4 separate regions of the Homo sapiens genome follow, and regions 1, 3 and 4 are each linked to region 2. The links are chromatin contacts, found by Hi-C or POLR2A ChIA-PET in ENCODE. All regions are on one chromosome and are shown on one strand. Each heading gives the region's core, a stretch centred on a gene start or an enhancer-like site at or near the end of the contact. The rest is flanking DNA. Distances are from core to core; before and after follow the strand shown. Region 1 overlaps FOXP1 (forkhead box P1). Region 2 overlaps FOXP1 (forkhead box P1). Region 3 overlaps FOXP1 (forkhead box P1). Region 4 overlaps FOXP1 (forkhead box P1).

Region 1 (4,570 bases), core at 1,786-4,285, 500 kb after region 2:
AAATAGTACTGAACCTTAAAACAGGCATAGTCCCGAAATGCTTCACATATATTAACTCATTTAATCCTCACAAACAGTTTATGCTAGTATTGTAGTAGTATTCCCAGCATAGAGTTAAGGAAACTAATGCCCAGAGAGGTTAAATGATTTACCCAAGGTCACACAGCTAATAAGAGGTGGAGTCAAGGTCCAAACCCAGGCAGTCTGGCTTCAGAAGACTTATTCTTAACTGCTGCATTATACAGCCTGGTTAGAGGCAGCACTTCTTATTGACAGTTTGCTTTCTGCTTGGCAGTGGATGTAAAGAAAGTTTTGGAGAAAGCCTGACTGGGTAGTGAGGACATTATTAATATGTTCTTTGAACTAGCCACATGTCATCTGAGCCTCAGTATCAGCACATGTGATTTGGGATGTTAACCACTTTTTACGGTTGTTAGAATTAAAAGGTACACCAGGCAAGACACAGGTGGTTTACCCCTGTAATCCCAATGCATTTGGAGGCTAAGGTGGAAGGATTTCTTGAGGCCAAGAGTTTGAGACCAGCCAGGTCAACATAGCAAGACCCTATCTCTGCCAAAAAAAAAAAAAAAAAAATTCAGCTGGGTGTCGTGGCATGTGCCCATAGTCTTAGTTAATTGGGAAGCTAAGGTGGGAGGCTCACTTGAGCCCAGAAGTTCGAGGCCGCAGTGAGCTATGATAATGCCACTGTACTGTAGCCTAGGTAGCAAAGCAAAACCTTGTCTCTAAAAATTAAATAAATGAATGAGTAAATAAAAAGTACATCATATAAACTGCCTAGCCCATACTAGGCACTCTTTAAAAGCGTTAGAACTTCTTAACCTACTTAGATATATTTATTTTTCAAGGATGAGTAATTTTAAATATCCAAAAATTTCCAACCTTCTACCTAGGAAAAGGAGTTGTGACTATGCAAAGCATTGATATATCCGAAGAAATTGTTCTGTAATAGAATGTTTTAATCAGAAACCTCTGGTAAAAAGTCCCACACAGAGGGGAGGGCATGGCAAATTTTTTCCATAAAGGGGTAGACAGTAAATATTTTCAGCATTGCAGGCCATACAGTGTCTGTCACAGCAACTCGACTTAGCTCTGCCATTGGGGTACAAAAGCAGCCGTTGACCATGCGTAAGGAACAAGGAACGAGTATGGCTGTGTCCCTTGGACCACAGTTTGCTGTACCATTTTTGGTGTCACCAACATATTTTTAGCTGAGGAATGCTTTTGTGGCCCCGGACATAGCTATCCAGGGTTATGTTAGCTTGGATTCACAGAACCCTCAAGTTAGTCATATTTGAGGGGAGATATCCACGTGTGTCATGCGCCCCCCCCCCCCCGCCCCCATGATTTCATTGACCAACCATGGTTGCTGTACTTCCTTGATCTTGGGTTCTTCCACCCAGTTTTTAGGGTTCAGACTAAGGGAGAGGAAGTGACTTTGCCAGGTAACAGCTTTCTGGTCTTCTGCAGCTCCAGATTAATAAGCTGTAACTGTTACAGAGGCCAAGCTTGGTTCTTCAGGATAAAAATCCCATCTGTCAATACTGTGCCACTGTTAACAGAGAGAGGGGTTCAGAAAAAAGAGAGGTGGGGGGGACTCACAGGTCTAAAACTGAAGCATATTTTTTTTTCCCTCCTGAGGAAGAAATATCATAACTGTTGGTAAATCAAAACCAGAGATTTGACACTTTTCTGTGATCATTCTGCAGCATTTGTTCCCAAGGTGAGGTATACCACAGGGCCCTTGATTTCAAAGATAAATACTGTACAAATAACCATCCTGTTGTCTTTCCCTCACCGCCAACAGAGGGACGCTTTATCAGAATCAGCAGATACCCAGTCTATTGTATGCATTTATTTCCCTGTTTCTTCTGAAAACAACTTGCAGTTTTAGTGTTGATTTTTTTTTAATCTATCAACCATGAGTTATCATGTGACTGTTGCATTTGTTAGTGCTAACTGATAGCAGCAGGTGCTCCTGCTAACTCTAATGAAATCGTCCAGCCCTGCATTGCTTGGCATCCTCCGATAACAGAAAAACAAAAACAAGTCCCGTATCATCCAGAGTGGTGTGAAGCTCATCGGCGTTCTTCCATCTTCTCCCCACTTGAGTCCTTTCTTTTTTCTTCTTTTCAAACCAGGTGAAAGACACAATCTTCACTAGTAAAAACGTGGATTTGTAATTCTTCCCTTTCCTCCCCCTCCCTTTTTTTAATGCTCATGTAATGCATTGGCAAAATGAGGAGTAGATTTGAAGGTTAAATCCTGACCACATTTCCCTGTTTTTAACTTAGAAGGTAAAATCAAATGCAGGCCCATAGTTTCACAAACACCAGGTACTCTTATGTGCTTGGGGGAAAATGTTTCCATTTCTCCTAGTTTTTCTTTTAAGTGACCACTTGTATAACGTCTACTAAAAGTATCATTTGTATCCTTGCTTAGTATCCTATTTGAAAAGAATTTTTTTTCTTTTGGTGATTTCTCAGGGAGAAAAACTTCATGCAGAACAAAACAAAAATTCCCTTGCTTGTTAGATGTATGTAATTTATGAAAGCCAAAATAAACTGTATATGTGCTGTAATGGAAGACAGAGAAATGTTGAAGAAAATGCCCAGAAATGGAACTTTGACCCTTCCCGAAAGGTCGAGGGCTGTAGACAGTAGAGGACATTTCATTGGTAACTTGCTTTTTAAAATTTTTTTCTGTGAATTTTACTTTTCAAAACTGTGAAGAGTTTTGTGTGAAAGAAACTACTAAGTGTGCTCTGTAATGTTTTCACAAGTGTTTTTATCATGGTAACATCTTGTTTACTTTAGTTCCCTGCCTAAAACTACTTGGAACATGTTAAGAAAACACTTCAAGAAAGCCTCGACAAAGAGGCTTTTGTTTAACAGCCACCATGAGGCAGCGTGGATCACAAAGGTGTTAACTTTCAGCCCCTTAAGCACTTCCACATGAAATTCCAGCAACTATGTTTGTGGTTTTGGAAAAACAAAGTGTATGTTAAAGAAACCAGGTATATGCTAATACATGTCGAAGGAGGCCGGATATCATAAATTGTTTCAAACCCATTTGTGGCTCTCGGCTTGCACGCCTGAATGTTCTGCAGTGAAATTACCTCTAGTTAGTGTAGGAGACTTCAGCCATGTAGAGGGAATAGCTGTCTATAATTGTGGATGTATGCAAATCAAATTCCAGCCTCACAATTTAAATCTCGAGAAGATGAGGATGAAAATTTTCCCCATCAGATCTGAGGTGACAAGTCTTTGAGTATTGCAAAATGAGCTGTATATTTTTATGAATTTGACTTTTCTACTTATCATGCATTTTTTATTGGTTTTAGAAAAATAAAAATAGGGTGTTACCAAAAAAAATTTTTTCCCCCTTTTAATGTCTTTTTTAACCTTTCTGACATTGCTTAGGAGTTCAAGACCTTTCTTAGTACTCGAAGAGGTCAAAGTGGCCTAAATACCACAGTGCCCTCTAGTGATATATAGAATATTAGATAGAAAAGTTTAGACAAGTTTGCCAAAGATAACAGGCCCAGTGCCACCTCTTTGCTCAAAAGGAAGCAAATAACATTTGAACGCATTTTTTTTCAACAAACAGATTTTAGTTAGAAATGCAAATTAAATTTAAATTTTTCTTGTAGGCTTTGAAAACATTGGAAAATTTTTTGAATGTCTACTTATGCAATTAATTCTACATATAACTGCATATGTGCATGCGGTACATCTATATCACTGTAGATGCATTGTTGAGTGTTCTTATATTTTAAGAGCCATTAGTTAGCTTAGGTATTTCATGTGATCATTTCCGGCATGTAATTAGAAGGCATTACTTAAAAGACAGGGATCATCTTTGCTCCATACTTTTATTGACACTGTCTACCATATTATGGCCATGTCTAAATGGTAAAATTTATTATTAGCAATAGTGTCACAAAAGTCTGAGACAGCGATTTTCCTTTCAATAAAAGTAGTTAAAAACCTTTTAGAAAATCCATAATTTTGATTGCTGGTACTTCATAAACGTATAACTGGTACTTTTTAGCTGTCTCTTTAGGGAAAAATGAGTTTTATCACCTGCGGTACCTGGGTTAATGAAATTGTGTGTTGGAATTTAGCCAGGATGAAAGATGAGATCATTCCAAGACACTAATATTGGCAACAGGTCTCATAAAAAGCTCTGACTCTTGAGTGAAGTATCATTAGATTTTTTTATTATTATTATTTTATTTAAATTGAGAGATTAAGTTAGTTGTCATTTTCAAAGCTTCTGTACTAGCGAGATTCTCATTTGGCATTACGTTCAAAACCCAGTGACCTAAAAACCTGTACGGAGCCAAGAGAAACAGAGAAGTGTCCATCAGTGCCTAGTACAAGAATTTCCTTGCTTCAAATTTCAACTCCAGTTCCTGTTCAGCCCTTTACAAATCACGACTCTCAGCTCAAATTTGAAATAATGCTGCCTTTTTCCCCCGTGTTCCTCCTGTGTTTGATTGTTTGTGGATATTAGCTGTCCAGGAAATCCCATACTTACAGATATAAAT
Region 2 (5,027 bases), core at 394-2,893:
GCTCTCAGAGTCACAGAAAGTCTGAAATAAACACAGGGGTGGAGATGGTCTTTCCTCCCTCATTACTGTGTGTGGGAAGAGATGACGGCACCAGGATGTGGGACAGAATGGAACTGAGAATCCAAGTTGGTTGACTCCCTTTCTGTTCTCTTTCTACTCTACTGGGTAGTGACCAGCTGTTGTATGAAGTGGCATTCACAAATGAATAATCCAACACCTTTGCTTCTCTCATCCCTTTATTCATCTTTTGTCACCCAGGAAAAGTTGGATTGCATTGTAGAAAGAAGAGGACTACTATTGCTTTTCTGTCTTAAATATGTACTACTTAAGTGTGTTGTGATGGGGGAAAAATAGACTCTTCAGGAACATGCATATGGTGCTTTTGGTAACAAGGCAATAAGGTAATAGGTGGAGGAAGGTTAGGAGTTCATTTTTGGGTGGGGATTTCTTCCTTTGTGTCTGCAAGAGAGGTGGGATATGGCTCTGGCTTTTTACCTTGCTTACAGGGTGTGTCTGCTCTTAAATCTTCTCCTGAGATGGGGCCTAGGCTATGCTGCCTGTCCTTAGCCAAGATAAGAGGTCATTTAGGGGCCAGGTATATTACCCTACCCTTCGCCAGGCCCTATATCCTGTCTCTAAGGCACCACTGGGAGGCAATATAGCACAATGTGAACTAGGTTCAACCCCTGGTTCCCCTCCACTTAATTACTATGTGACCTTGAGCAGGTGACTTCCCATCTCTGAGCCGTGGTTTTCTCACGTATAAAGATGCATTCCTACATCAGAGCTTTGTTGTGAGGAACCAAATGGGAAAATCTATGTCAAGGGCTGAGCACTGCACTTGGCACAAAGTAAATGTTGACTAAATGGCAGCTATTATTGTTGTCGTCATCACCAGCAGTTCCGTCAACTCCTACCTGAGCCTTAGGCCAGTTTTGTTAAGATTAATTTAGTTTCCAAAAAAGATGTGCTAATTGGATTATTACATTTTCATGTGTTTACATCTATATATACATGCATGGCTTTGAAATCTACACATGAATATATTTATCCATTCAAGTTTCTCTTTTAAAAATCTGTAAGGATTATATTTTTAAGTCATTGAACCATGATGAGATTCTTTTTCAAAAAAAGGATTGCTATAAGTGATCATTATGTAGGCCATCAAAATGGAGAATAATGTAGACATGGAGCTAAAAGAAAACCAAAAAAAAGGAAGTCAGTGTTCATACAGGGCCACCAATTGAGTGCATATTTTTATGGCCTGGTTATTTAAAAATATTGGCACTTGCCTACATTGTTTAGGATTGGATGACACAGACAGAGATGTTTTGGGGTTGGGGTAATTTTTTTTTTTTTTTTATTAATTCTACAACTTGTAGACTTGTAATCAGGAGTGGCTTATCAGCAGCTTTTCAAAATCTGACATTCCACATGGAATGCCCCAATGGAGGAAATTTAGCACTCTGTGAATGCTTTTACAGTTGAATTCCACACATATGAATTATGACAAGTGAGGCTGACTACACTGTGGTTTGTTGTGTCTGGTCTGGTTCCTACTTTTAAAGTTGCAGTTGCGTTTGGTCATTTGAAGCTTATTTTCACAGTCTGGCCAAGCCAGCAGGGTCCCGGGGCTCTGCAGGGGACATAAACCACCAGCCTTTAAGCCAGAGTGCTCAGTAGATAAGCATTTCAAGACTTCATTGCATCATACAAAAGGACTTATGGGCTTATTTAACATACACTATTTGACTTAATTTAGATATTTAATGGAAAGAAAAGCCTTTTATTATCACCGAAGGAAAGAACTGCCAAACATTGTGAGGCTCAGTTGAAATATTATAACGGATATACAGAGTGCAAATATATTTCACTGCCTTACATAATGGGGTGTTTAATAATAGTTGTTTCTTTAAATTTAGCACACGTATCTCAGACATTTGCACTTTGTAAATTATAGGCCGTGGTTCAAGAAACTCAGTTTTAAAAAAATTGTTTTAATGAGGCATGTACTGATTTTTTAAAAATGACCTTCAGCTTTGATTTATGTTTATGAGCCCAGATTGGGGAGTTCATGCCAGGAATGAACACTTTCCGTCCTGACTTTTTACAAATGTAAATATGAGCAATGGCTGGGTCTGCTGACTCGATTGGACAGAGCTTAGTTGAACATTGCAGTTGGTAGGCATCAGCCCCCTCTGCAGGTCTGGTGGCTGGGAAGAGCAAGGAGCTCACTACAGCACTGGGAGGACACTACACATAAGTGTCTAGGGGGAAGCCTTTCCATTGTGCTGCACCTGTGTGCTTTCATTTTCTGAAGTACCTGGACTGGCTCAGATTGCCAAAGCCCAAGGCCCAAGATCAACTGATTTTTTTTTTTTAGAGACAGAGTCTCACTCTGTTGCCCAGGCTGGAGTGCAGTGGTGGGATCTCAGCTCACTACATCCTCTGCCTCCTGGGTTCAAGCGATTCTCCTGCCTCAGCCTCCCAAGTAGCTGGGATTACAGGCAAGTACCACCACACCTGGCTAATTTTTTGTATTTTTAGTTGAGACGGGGTTTCACTGTGTGGGCCAGGCTGGTCCTCAAGTGATACACCCGCCTTGGACTCCCAAAGTGCTGGGATTACAGGAATGAGCTACCGCACATGGCCTGACTCTTCTTATTTATTTATTTTTTGAGACAGAGTCTTGCTGTGTTGTCCGGGCTGGAGTGCAATGGCGCAATCTCGGCTCACTACAACCTCCGCCTCCGGGGTTCAAGCGATTCTCCTGCCTCAGCCTCCCTGGTAGCTGGGATTACAGGTGCCTGCCACCACACGCCTGGCTAATTTTTGTATTTTTAGTAGAGATGGGGTTTCACCATGTTGGCCAGGCTGGTCTCCAACTCCTGACCTCAGGTGATCTGCTCGCCTTGGCCTCCCAAAGTGCTGGGATTACAGGCGTGAGCCACCGTGCCTGGCCTGATTCCTTCTTTTTAGAGACAGAGTCTTGCTCTCTTGGCCATCCTGGAGTGCAGTGGCCTAATCATAGCTCATTGCAATCTGAAACTCCTGTGCTCAAGTGATCTTCTTGCCTCAACCTCCTGAGTAGCTAAGAATCAGGTGCATGTCACTGAGCCCGGCTAATTTTTAATTTTTTGTAGAGACAGAGGCTTCTTTATGTTGCCCAGGCTGGTCTTGAACTCCTAGCCTCAAGCAATTCTCCCATCTGAGCCTCCTAGAGCATAACTGATTCTTAATTTGGGGCCTAGCTTGTCCTTTCAGGAGGTGAGGAGCTGTTGTGGGTTGAATTATGTCCTCCCCCCATGATGTATACACTGAAGCCCTCACCCCCAGTACCTCACTCGGAATGTGACTGTATTTGGAGATAGGGACTTTAAAGAGATAATTAAATTAAAAATGAGATCATTAGGATGGGCCCAAATCCAGTGTGACTGGTATCCTAATAGGAAGAGGAGATTCTAACAAAAACCCACACGGGAAGACCGTGTGATGACACAGAGGGAAGATGGCCAAAAAGAGGGGCCTCAGGAGAAACCCACCCTGTGGATACCTTGATCTTCGACTTTCAGCTTCTAGAGTCATGAGCAAATATTAATGAATGCCTGTGGTTCAAGCCACCCAGTCTCTTGTACTGGGTTACAGCAGCCCTGGCTGACTAATAAGGGAGCATACAGTATCAGAATCTGCACAAGGGCATGCTTCATCTCTATTCTCTATTATAATACAATGCTTAAATATGAAAAAATGATGGCAAGAAAACCATTACAAGGAAGAAACCCATAATGACTGGCGAAATCCATACGGAGAGTGGAGCTGTATCAGAAAATGCCAAAGTAGTCATGATGGGTCAGGTTTATTGAGAAGTCCCAGTGGGCTGAATGCAGAGCTCAGTGTCTCACATACATTTTCCCCTTTTGTCCTCACCACAATCCTGTGAGCTATGAGCTGTTGCCCTCTTCATCTTGTAAGCAAGGAAACTGAGGCAAGGAAGTTAAGTGACATCCACGAGATTTCAGAGCCAGCCAGGGTCAGAGCTGGAATTCCAAGGCAGGTATCACTCTGCAGACCTAAGTTGTTTCTTTGACAGCCCTAAGCCCTTGGGAGGTTGGGGGCCAGAGAGGGGTGGTTGTAGGATCTATTACGATAATTGGTTAAAAGATATTGGGACACATTGCCTTAACGATGTTTTGGTTCCATCTGCAGAAAGAGGCTATAAAACGTATTGAGTAGAGTGAAGATGTCACTCGTAAAACAATGAGTATCACTCATATTACAGAGCCCTCAGGATCTGTGAGCCCTGATCCAAGCCCTGTACATACCTGCCTATTTCTAACTCACAGAGGCCTGAGCAGCTTCCCCAGAGCTTCTGGGAGTTCTGCACCCAGGCCGTCTGACTCCAGCACCTGGACCTCTAACCACTGGGTAGGCACTGCCTTCCCTCACGAGCCCAGCGCCTGCCTAGCATCTGCTTCTGTCACAGTGAGGGAAAGATGGTGGCTGCCATTTGAGCTTTTAAAACAGAAAAATACTTTGTCCCCCAAATTTCCTCCCTTTATTACAAACATGATTTATGATAAATGTAAAGAATCTAAAAACCAAATCAAAGCTAGAATAAACATTATCTGTAGTGCCACCCCCTAAAAAGAATTACTTCTAGTATTTTTGTCAGCTTTTCTAGTCCTTTTTCCCCCTATAGAAATATACTTAATGCAGCCATAAATATACTAATAAGTTTATAGGCAGCAGCACTCATTAGAAAAGAGCAAGAGCTTTGGAATAAGACTTGGGTTTAAATCCATTTACTAGTTGTGTGTATTTGGACAAGTTATTTTATTTCCCTGTGTCTCCATTTGCTGTCTGTAAAATGGGGATAATAACACTTCATTGGATTTTGCAGTAGCCTAGCATATGTAATGTGCTTATTCCTGTCAGCTGGCACACAGTAAGTACTCAAATAACTTTAAAAAGTAGCAGTTTTGGGCTGGGTATTGTGGCTCATGCCTGTAATCCCAGCACTTTGGGAG
Region 3 (5,126 bases), core at 2,305-4,804, 350 kb after region 2:
CAATGGTTGGGGGTCACCTGTATATGTCCAGAGTGATTTTCTTCAAATCAAGGGAACTTTTATAATCTGAAAGAAAGGGACATCACCGCCTTCGTATATAAAAGCTGTCAGTGCGGTCCAGCCGGGCTTCTCCAGGCTCTGCTGTACTGTCTTTATCACTTTGCTCAGTTCCACATAATAACATCTTCATCTGAGATTGCTGTGGCACAGGGGAACTGCATTTGTTGATCAAATTTGGCTGGATAACACTGTGATCTCGTATCCTGAAGTGCGGAGATGTGCCTGGAATATGTAAGTGCAAAGCTGGCCTCTTGATTGATTGATTCTGCCTGTCACAGAACAAGATAACCGGATCAGTAAATACCCTGTGCACTTCAACATCATCTCCACAATCAAAAGTGAGGGCATTACGGGGCTGGAAAAACACTGGAGCATGATGGGAATGCACACAATTCAGAAGGATCGTCAAGAACATATATATGTAGACACACACACAGAGAAAATAAAATTCTTTGTGTGTGTTTTTGTTTTTGCTTTTTGTTTTTTTAAGAAAAGGACAGCATTAAAAAAGTATTTTCTGTGTGTTTAGAATGCTTTCTGGTTGTAAAAGTAGTTTATTTTGCAGCAGTCATCTTGGAGGTGTTCAGCATTTATCATAAAAAGTTGTTATTCAAGTTTTGTTTACAGAAGAGATTTAGAATGCAGATTAGGGAAACAGAGCTGGAGAAGAGGCCAGTAGTGGTCTCAAGCACAAAAGGAGCTTGCACCCAAGAGTTGCTCCTATTAAAATAAACAAGAAGTTTAAACAGATGGGCCAAACACATGTAAACAAGTTGTTTAAACTTTTTACTAAATTCCCAGGGAGTGCCTTTCAAAATTAGCATGGGTTGCCAAATTTGGTGTTTAATTACACAGAAAGTTCAAGAAAAGTTTAAAGAATGGAACTGCGTGAATCTTTGGAAGATGGGGGCCGTAACAGGTTTCCAGGTGTCATTAATGATTCATGGCTCTGTGATGGTCACGCTAGCGGCTCTTGTCACCCCCCACTTGCTTGTGTTCCTCTCATGTACTTGTCTTTTCCTCTCATAAGACTGTAAGCTCCTTGAAGGCAAGGGCTGCCTTTTCTTCCTGTGTCTGTGCCCCCATTTTCCTGGAAGACTCCCTGCACATACTACACAGAAAATGGCAAGTGGGCCAAGGAGGCGCTAAGTATTGGGCTGTCTTCTTAAGTGTTTCTCAGAGTGATTGTTACTTCCCAAGATATTATTGGTCACCAGAATTTGGCTAATGTTTTAACCTGGAGTCATTCTTTTGGGGAACTTGTTTTCTTAATGTCAAGCAATCCAGTGAGAATGTTTAGCCTTCTGTCTTCATACAAAGTGAAAGATTGAGTTCAGTTGCTCAAACGTGGTGCTTCTGTTACCACCAGCAACACAGTTACTTGATGATCACGTTGCTTCTCATTCTACAACCTGGACTGGTGGCTGATGGAGCCTGTTGCCTGCCTCACCTATGAATTTTGCACAGACCTCCAAGTGGTTCGTGGCATGCCATGTGGCATTCTGGTTGTCTCGGATGCCTCTGGGTGGGTGATGTCTAGACCATTCTGGCCATATTTTTTCTTTTTTTGTTTTGTTTGGCTTAAATCGACACCTGTCCCCCTCCTAGTTTGCCTCCATGGACCACATGGCAAATTTAAGGCAAGGCAAGGTGGGGTTTAGAACCAGCCATTAAGACAAGAAACTTCTGTCTTCGAAGAAATTTCTCCCATGGAAGGAAGGTATACATTAGTTAAAACAAACATTTCAATAGAAATTTTTATATAGCGAAACCAGCTCTCACACCTAAGAAAAAATTATTACCACTTTTGAAATGTCTGGTTAGTCCTTTGTGACTGACTTGTTTTTTATTCGAAATGATTAAAAATGCCTTTTGGCAGAATTGGTCTCCTTAATTTTTTGAATATAAAGAAAGCTTAAATGAGGTAAACGTTCATTAAACACAAAAACATTCGTGAGCTGCTGATGATTTTAGAGAAGTCATTCTGGGAAACAGGTTTTGATTTTTTTTTTTTTTTTTTTTACAAAAAAATAGCTTTCAATTTGGTAAAAGCTATTCCTAGTAACGTTTTATAAAATCATCTTCTTTTCAGGGTGTGTTTTATTTCCTTTCCATCCCTTTCAGGAAAGAGAAAGTGTTTTATTGGATATTTTTGTTTCAGTCCTTGTTTCCATTATTTTTGCCAAAATTCATGGGAGTTCACTTTCCGTTTAAATGCCTGAAATATTCCTTGAAGAATCTACATTTTGGGATAGCTAGGAAAAAGGCTATGTAAATTTGTTTAAGGGCTATGTAAATTGGTTTAAGGAAGAAAATAACAGTTGTAACTCTGGTCATCTTAACTACTCTCTTTTTTCTTTATAACTTTGGAGGCAAATAATTTCAAGTATAATGCGCTGGAATGTAGGAAGAGGGGGGACATTGGATTTGAAGTTCAAAGAAAGTTTGCTGTTGGTTGTATGATAAAACATTTCTTAGTTTCCGAATGAAGGGAGAAAGTAAGCTTTATTCATTGAAAAAATGGTCAATAGATTTATTATAAGAAAACATAAAACAGGTCTCTAAAAAATGTGTACACGTGAAGAGATTAGCTACAAGATTTTGGTGAAAATAATCTTTCCCCTTTTGTGAATAGACTTTCTATAAAAATGTATTAGTCTCTGGGAATTAATATTGGGAAGTTTCTGTTCAAATTCCATTCACTGTTTCTAGCAATGTGTTTTCTCCTTTGGAGCCAACTGTGCTTTCATTACTTTAAATAGAGCAGTCGGGACCGGGCGCTGTGCCTCACGCCTATAATCCCAGCACTTTGCGAGGCCGAGGCGGGCAGATCACGAGGTCAGGAGATCGAGACCATCCTGGCTAACATGGTGAAAACCTGTCTCCACTAAAAATACAAAAAATTCTCCGGGCGTGGTGGCGGGCGCCTGTAGTCCCAGCTACTCCGGAGGCTGAGGCAGGAGAATGGCATGAACCCGGGAGGCGGAGCTTGCAGTGAGCCGAGATTGCGCCACTGCACTCCAGCCTGGGCGACTGAGCAAGACTCTGTTTCAAAAAAAAATAAAAAATAAAAATAAATAAATAAGTACAGCAGTCTAAGTTGTAGGTAGCATCCATGTTTATTTCTAGCCCTAACATGGAAGAGAAACCATCTGATTATATAGGCTACTCATTACTTTGGAACCAACTCTGTTTCTTTATTTGGGGATTGGACTGATGGCATGGGATTGAGCTTTCGTCTGTGCAGAATTTTACAGACAGACTCATGTTCTGCCAGGCAGACATTCAGCCCTTGATCTTCTCACAGTCGCCATTGTGAAGGAGAGCAAGCCCTTTCTCCACACTCTCTGTGGACTACTTTCTAACTTTTCTATTGTCATGGGAGAAAAATTTAAAAAACTGATTAAAAGGGGGCAAGTGCATGGCTTCTATGAAAACTCTACCGCTCTAAACTGTGGGACTGCTTGAAACTGTTTGTTTTGGCTGGCCTCGGTGGCAAGACTGACATATTTATGTAGCAAGCTCACATGTAATATTTAACTTGGAATTTTACACATAGGAATGATGAACTAAACAGAATATAAGGTTTTGTTGTTGTTGTTGTTTCCCTGCTTGTTCTGAAATGTGAGAAAATATCGAGTTGACAAGTTTCAACATGGTCACCTCTTGCTTGGCCAGCACGATTCATAATTAGCCAAATTCCTTGATAATGCTGCAGAGATTGGGCACTGAGCAGCCGCCACGTTTGCTATGCAAGAGAGTTAATAAAATTTTTCAGTGCTGGAGGAAAGCTTATATACAGTAGTCTGTTTGTCCTGTGTTTCCACCACCTGAGTCACAGCCAAAAAAGCAATTGTCTACTACATATTTCAAACAGATGCTGAGGGGTAGAAAGGGTGACCAGAATTCACAGCAATAAAATCCCGCTCTCTAAGTTCCCTTGAAGGAAGTGAACTCATAAAATTTTTGCTGCTGACTTATTTGTCCACTCCTTTGAAGTATTTAACATTAATTTCACCTATAAATCATTGGCACCTCAATTTTTCATTGAAGTATCAGGACTGTTAAAGACATACCCTGGATGTGCCTGGAAAAAAAGATTTGGGAAGCAGATCCACTAATTTAACTGTTATTCACGTGCATCGTTTTGGTTGAAACCAATCCTAGTTACCGTCAAAGTTCTCTAACTCAAAGTCCGTTTTCTTTCTAGTTTGTATTTGTTTGTGCATATAATTACAGAAAACACATTTTAGATGGAACACCAGCTTGCTTTTTTCAGTTTCTTTCTGTTGCATTGATACATCTTCTAATGGGGAAAGACATATGATGGTACTTGGAAAAATGATGACAGCCGTAACTGGAATAATAAATGCTACCGGGAAGATTTTATCAAATGTAAAAAATAAAAATGAAGAGATCAGCCTTCAACTCAAGTACCCAGTAGCTAGACTATCAGTAGACAAGGTCTCCTACCTCATTAATCTGTGGGCTTTGATTAATTAACATATGTGGATAAAGGGGTACTATGTTCCAAAGGAAGCTTTTTGGGTTCTTTTTCCACATGTTGGCAAGTAACAATGGGTGGGGCTTCACCAGACACCTGCCCCTGTCTAAGTTTCTGTGCCTCCTGTCTCTATCAGTTTGACTTTTGCCACTGAATGTAAGTTCCAATAAGGTGGGGACCTTGTTTATGACGTTCTCTGCTATATCCTTGGTGCTTGACAAATAGTAGGAACCCAATAGATATTGGATTGGAATGGGCAGTTATTCAAAAAGTCTTAACCATCTTAACATTGGATGTCTTAATGGTACTGGCTCCCCCTTCAGTCAGAATAAAACTTCTAAAAGGATCATATGGACAATGCTTATATCAGTAGAGATGTATGAACAAAGGCTGTGGGAAGCAGTGGTTAATCAGAATTCTGGGCTAGTATTTAGTTGCATTTGTCCTAGTATTTTGGCCAGGTTTCAGTTAGCTAAGCATCTCTTATACCCTGTAATTTAGTATATGGTTTCAGCTCTCCAAATAATGGCTTGCTAATGGTAAATGCTGTTTAACTTTCTAA
Region 4 (4,630 bases), core at 1,393-3,892, 260 kb after region 2:
CACCCCCGCTTCCAAATGGTCTTTGGTTCTGTATTTGCCCATTGCGAAAGAAACATCCTGACAGCTATGATGTATTTATAACGTTGTATGGCTGGTTTTACAGTCACTTTGTTACATCAATACTAATCTTTCTCGCTAAGCTGAAAAATCCATCACACCTTGAGTTACAGTGGAAAGCTTCACCTGAATTGTGTGCATTTTGGGTTTTTCAGGGGAGGGACAGGATGGAGGCACGTGACTGCTTAAGAGACTTTTCACAGTGTTACTCTCGTTTCCAAATGGTATGAGTTATTTGAGTTGCTGGAGCAGAGCACTTTCTGCAGGATAGCTGATGTCTCTGAAGACACAGTTTACATTCAATGTGTCCCAAAGAGAGTAGCAAGTACATTTTTCTAACAGTGAAAAAAGAAATCATTTTGCAACTAGCTTCTTAAAGAGTGCACTTGGTTCTAATCTACAGGCATAAAGCTTTCAAGTTACTCAATTATATAAATCTACAATTCTAATCAAAACCGTGTTTATAAAAAATAATTTTTACTTAAATTTGATGAAAAGATTCAAAGTAAGATTGGAATTTTTAAAAAAGTCATTACCAAAAACATTTTTTTTTCTTTCTTTCTTTTTTTTGAGACACAGTCTCACTCTGTCACCCAAGCTGGAGTGCAGTGGCGCAGTTTCGGCTCACTGCAACCTCCGCCTCCTGGGTTCAAGCGATTCTCCTGCCTCAGCCTCCTGAGTAGCTGGGATTACAGGCGTGCGCCACCATGCCTAGCTAATTTTTTGTATTTTAGTAAAGATGGGGTTTCATCATTCTGGCCAGGCTGGTCTCGAACTCCTGACCTCAGGTGATCTGCCCACCTCAGCCTCCCAAAAGTGCTAGGATTACAGGCGTGAGCCACTGCGCCCAACGCAAAAAACACTTTCAATTTTAGAGTTTATTAATTTCCGTTGAGAAGAAAATACAATTTTTAATGAATATGAAGAATTTTGTACTGGAAACCAAGTATCCATCTGCTTAAGATCCGATTGTCATGAATATGGAAATTCTATGACCCCCTCTAAAACTGCACAGTCCAAGATATGGCAGCCACTAGGCATGTGTGGCTATTTAAATTAATTAAACTTACATAAAATTAAAAATTCAGTTCCTCAGTGACACTAGCCATATTTCAAGTGCTCAGGAGCCTCATGTGGCTATTGGCTACCCTATTGGATGTTGTAGGCATAGAACATTTCCGTTGTCACAGAAAGTTCTGTTGGGCAGTGATGCTCTAGATGAGTGGTTCTCAACCAGGAATGACTTTCCCCAGCAGGGGACATTTGGCAACGTCTGGAGACGTTTTTGGAGGTCACGAATGCGGTGGGGGCATGTGCTACTAGCATCTAGGAATGCTGTTCAACATTCTGCAATGCATAGGGTAGCTTACACAATGAATAATTAATTTTCTGGCTCAAAATGTTCCTAGTACTGAGGTTAAAAAATCCTGCTGTCTGGTGGGGTGGACTTCTGTGGCCCCCAGCTCCTCAGTTCAAGTTTTAAAGCAATTCTCTTTATACAGATGTCAGACAACATGTGTTCTGGATATAATATTGGTGCTAAGTAGGGTTAAACCTGTGATTACGTTCAGAAAAGACTTGTTCTGAGTCCCATGGCCCCCAGTTAGAGGCAAGGGAGGATCCACTGGGCTGCATGGGGAGTCTGGTTGACACTGATGCTGCTGAGGCTGAAGAAATAGGGCAGCCATGGTGTTGTTTCCCTTTATTCTTCTGTCTTCTCCCCTCCTCACTTTCCCTCTCCCTTCCAACTGAGTGGAGCCAGCCATCTAAGTCATGATGTCTTGGGGTATAGTGGATTGGCTTGTACTCCAGGCCAGCTTCATTATTCAGGGCATTTGTGTGAGCAACAGGGGCTGGTACTGACATTCCTGCTTAGCAGCAGTTGGATGCCAATATGGTGTCCAAGGATCAGGTGTCTCAGCCAGAGGGCTGGGTTCAGATCCGGACTCCACTGCTTAGCTGTTGTGTGGCCAAGAGCAGATTATTTAACCTCTCTGAGCCTCAGTCTCCTCATTTTCAAAATGGAAATAATAACAGCCTGCATTTTGCAAGGCAATTGTAAAGATTAGGTGAGGAAATGCATGTAAAGTGACTAGTATAACTGCCGGCATATTTAAGAATAAATGGTAGCTTCTATTGTTGTTTTTGTTATTGTTTATGTTACTATGGTTACTAGTCCCAAGAAAGGCTGACTGAATTGATCTGGGGTTCATTCCCACCCAGGAAGAGGAAGTCAAGGCCCTGTTTGCTGGGTTGGCTGGGCTGGAGCCAGGGCTAAATGCCAGGCAGGCGCCAGGACCCTGCCCACTCCATCCCAGCTTAAATATTCTTACTATATTGTTTCTAGCTTGCCTATGGCCTCTGGCATCCACATGACTCTAAACTCCATTCAGTTATTTTCTTTCCTCCAATGCTAAATTAGGATGTTCACTTTGGTTCCTCCTGGGTTTCCAGCATCTGCAGAAATTCTACACAAAAGGATTCAGAAAGTGCTGGGGCTGGGAAGTTTGTGTTGGCCTTGTTTCAATGACCAATGCAGCTCTTTCTCCTTCCTACCCTTCCCACTGGCTTTTTTGTGATCAGTGACCACAAGACTAAGGACTCCACACCAGGCCTGAGGCCTATTGTGTGAACCAGCTGGCCATTCCCCTAATCTCATAGGTTGGTCCATCCCTGACTGAACCATAACTATGAGGAGCCTGGAGAGGAACTTCTTAAGTTTGTATTCGACTTCATGCTGAATTTTTTTTTTTTTTTTTTGAGATGACGTCTTGCTCTGTTGCCCAAGCTGGGGTGCAGTGGTGCAATCTCGGCTCACTGCAAGCTCCGCCTGCCAGGTTCAAGCGATTCTCCTGCCTCAGCCACCCGAGTAGCTGGGATTACATGTGCGCGCCACTATGCCTGGCTAATTTTTGTATTTTTAGTAGAGACAGGGTTTCACCATGTTGGTCAGGCTGGTCTTGAACTCCTGAGCTCGTGATCCACCTGCCTCGGCCTCCCAAAGTGCTGGGATTACAGGCGTGAGCCACCGTGCCTGGCCATGCTGGATTTTTTTAGACCTCCAGTTTAGTTTGCTTTGAGATCATCTTGAGTTCTTTCTGACTGTGGGTCCTGACTTCTTTTTCCAACTCCATTATTAGCAGGAAGAGAGCATGGCTGATGAACTGGTTAATTACATAGGAAACACGAGATCCTACAGATTTTGAATATTAGTTATGAGAGTTAATTGATTTGTGTGTGCTTAGTTGGTTTGCTTTCCCATAAAGGCTAACATATATTGTAGAGTAGGAGAGCTACATATAGAACACTATCTATTTTGGGCTCCTGTGTGGCACCTTATGGTTGCAAATGACCCAAAGCCAACTCCAGCTGGCTAAGCAAATAAGGGAATTTAATTGGCTTGTGTAATTGACAAGTCCAAGAGGAGGCCTGTTCTCTGTGAGCATTGTTAGGAATCTGTCTTGCTATTGTGCTCACCTTCTTGCCGCTGTGTCCTGGCCTCTGTTCAGCCAGCTCTCTTTTTGTGGAGGCAAGCCCGATTCATGCATTTAAAAGTTTAGCAAGCCAGCAGAAGGACAGCCTTTCTGTCTCCCAATAGTTCCTATGGAATGCTAGTAGTTGAGTATCATTCTTGGGACATGTCCATCCATCAGCCAATCAGTGTTGCTGGCAGAGCAGAACTCACTGATTGGTCAGACTTGGGTTATGGCTCCACCCTCTGGAGCTGAGAGATGCATCAGCCTCCTGTGAACCATTAGGACTGAGAGTGGAGAATGGGCGTTTCCCCAAAAGAAAAATCAGGCTAGTGTCATCAGAGAAAGGGGAGCATGGATGTTGGGCAGACAAAAACAACAGATATCCACTACCATATTTCCCTTTTCATTGTGCTAGTGACTTGGAGAAAATCTCCTGCCTGGTGTGTCTTGATTTCGCCACCAAAGTCGCTCGCAGGCCCTCGGCCTGATTTTATTTACAGCAGCAGCACACCTCTCTCTTCTTCCCTGCAGTCATGATACCCCGGTCTTTCCCCCAGAGGTTGGAATAAATGGCCTTCTCTGAGCCACAATCAATGGCATTCCGTAAGGTGTGACAGAGGAGGCCATCTGGCACTTGTCCCATTGTCGTTTCTCCCTGCCCAGGGAAGAGGCACATTCCAGGCAGAAGGTCGCAGCTCAGCCAAGTGCTGCTGTCTCTCAGAAGCATCACCCTCAGACTGGGGTCTGCAGCACAGAAACGCCACCAGAGTCAAACACCTGGCAGGATTTCCCCCTTTCCCTTTGTGAAATTTTCCAACAGAACCAGGTTGTGGAATAATACATAATGAAAATGATTCTTGAATAAAATTATAAGTTTGAATGTTCTGCACAATACTTTCCCCAATATTGGATGGATTTTTTTTTTAAGATGCTAGCACTGAGATCACTGGCCCATTTCAATTTTTATTGAAACAAATAAACCCAATAAAAACACTTATGCTGAGAGCTGTAGCGCCACAGTGAAAGAATCACCCTGTATTGAATGTATTGATTTATTTATTTACTGCAACTGGAAAATCGAGTATTGTGTTAATGTA

The links. Hi-C counts contacts between places; a loop is a spot of excess contacts on that map. ChIA-PET counts read pairs that join two places held with the same protein, here RNA polymerase II (POLR2A). Pooled maps may share reads with other maps.
Region 1: a loop to region 2 is called in a map of B cell, with 15 times the contacts of the local background. The contact joins two enhancer-like sites. A Hi-C loop is called at or near these places in 12 of 168 maps with a recorded cell type or tissue (B cell, CD4-positive, alpha-beta T cell, CD4-positive, alpha-beta memory T cell and 7 more), 30 of 37 single-sample maps with no recorded cell type and 17 of 50 pooled maps. POLR2A ChIA-PET finds 5 or more read pairs at or near these places in 4 of 52 experiments (SK-N-SH, activated CD8-positive, alpha-beta memory T cell and activated T-cell).
Region 3: a pooled map shows a loop between it and region 2 (3-fold over the local background). The contact joins two enhancer-like sites. A Hi-C loop is called at or near these places in 1 of 168 maps with a recorded cell type or tissue (naive thymus-derived CD4-positive, alpha-beta T cell) and 2 of 50 pooled maps. POLR2A ChIA-PET finds 5 or more read pairs at or near these places in 3 of 52 experiments (AG04450, activated B cell and naive thymus-derived CD4-positive, alpha-beta T cell).
Region 4: a map of K562 shows a loop between it and region 2 (4-fold over the local background). The contact joins two enhancer-like sites. A Hi-C loop is called at or near these places in 4 of 168 maps with a recorded cell type or tissue (Caco-2, K562, OCI-LY7 and 1 more), 2 of 37 single-sample maps with no recorded cell type and 10 of 50 pooled maps. POLR2A ChIA-PET finds 5 or more read pairs at or near these places in 2 of 52 experiments (AG04449 and H1).

Annotation. Positions count from the first base shown.
Region 1 is chr3:71,005,941-71,010,510 of GRCh38, reverse strand. The region is part of intron 12 of FOXP1 (forkhead box P1); the gene reads left to right. Among named protein-coding and RNA genes, the nearest start is that of FOXP1-AS1, 280 kb to the left of the region's middle. Within about 2 kb of position 3,035, at least 6 of the 41 ENCODE cell types and tissues checked have a DNase peak (open chromatin) inside an H3K27ac peak, as active enhancers do; they include B cell, where a contact is called at or near this core.
Region 2 is chr3:71,507,832-71,512,858 of GRCh38, reverse strand. The region is part of intron 2 of FOXP1 (forkhead box P1); the gene reads left to right. Among named protein-coding and RNA genes, the nearest start is that of MIR1284, 32 kb to the left of the region's middle. RefSeq lists a silencer at 2,007-2,301. Within about 2 kb of position 1,643, at least 4 of the 41 ENCODE cell types and tissues checked have a DNase peak (open chromatin) inside an H3K27ac peak, as active enhancers do; they include B cell, where a contact is called at or near this core.
Region 3 is chr3:71,162,204-71,167,329 of GRCh38, reverse strand. The region is part of intron 6 of FOXP1 (forkhead box P1); the gene reads left to right. Among named protein-coding and RNA genes, the nearest start is that of FOXP1-AS1, 120 kb to the left of the region's middle. RefSeq lists a silencer at 1,454-1,603. Within about 2 kb of position 3,554, at least 4 of the 41 ENCODE cell types and tissues checked have a DNase peak (open chromatin) inside an H3K27ac peak, as active enhancers do.
Region 4 is chr3:71,246,928-71,251,557 of GRCh38, reverse strand. The region is part of intron 5 of FOXP1 (forkhead box P1); the gene reads left to right. Among named protein-coding and RNA genes, the nearest start is that of FOXP1-AS1, 41 kb to the left of the region's middle. Within about 2 kb of position 2,642, at least 9 of the 41 ENCODE cell types and tissues checked have a DNase peak (open chromatin) inside an H3K27ac peak, as active enhancers do.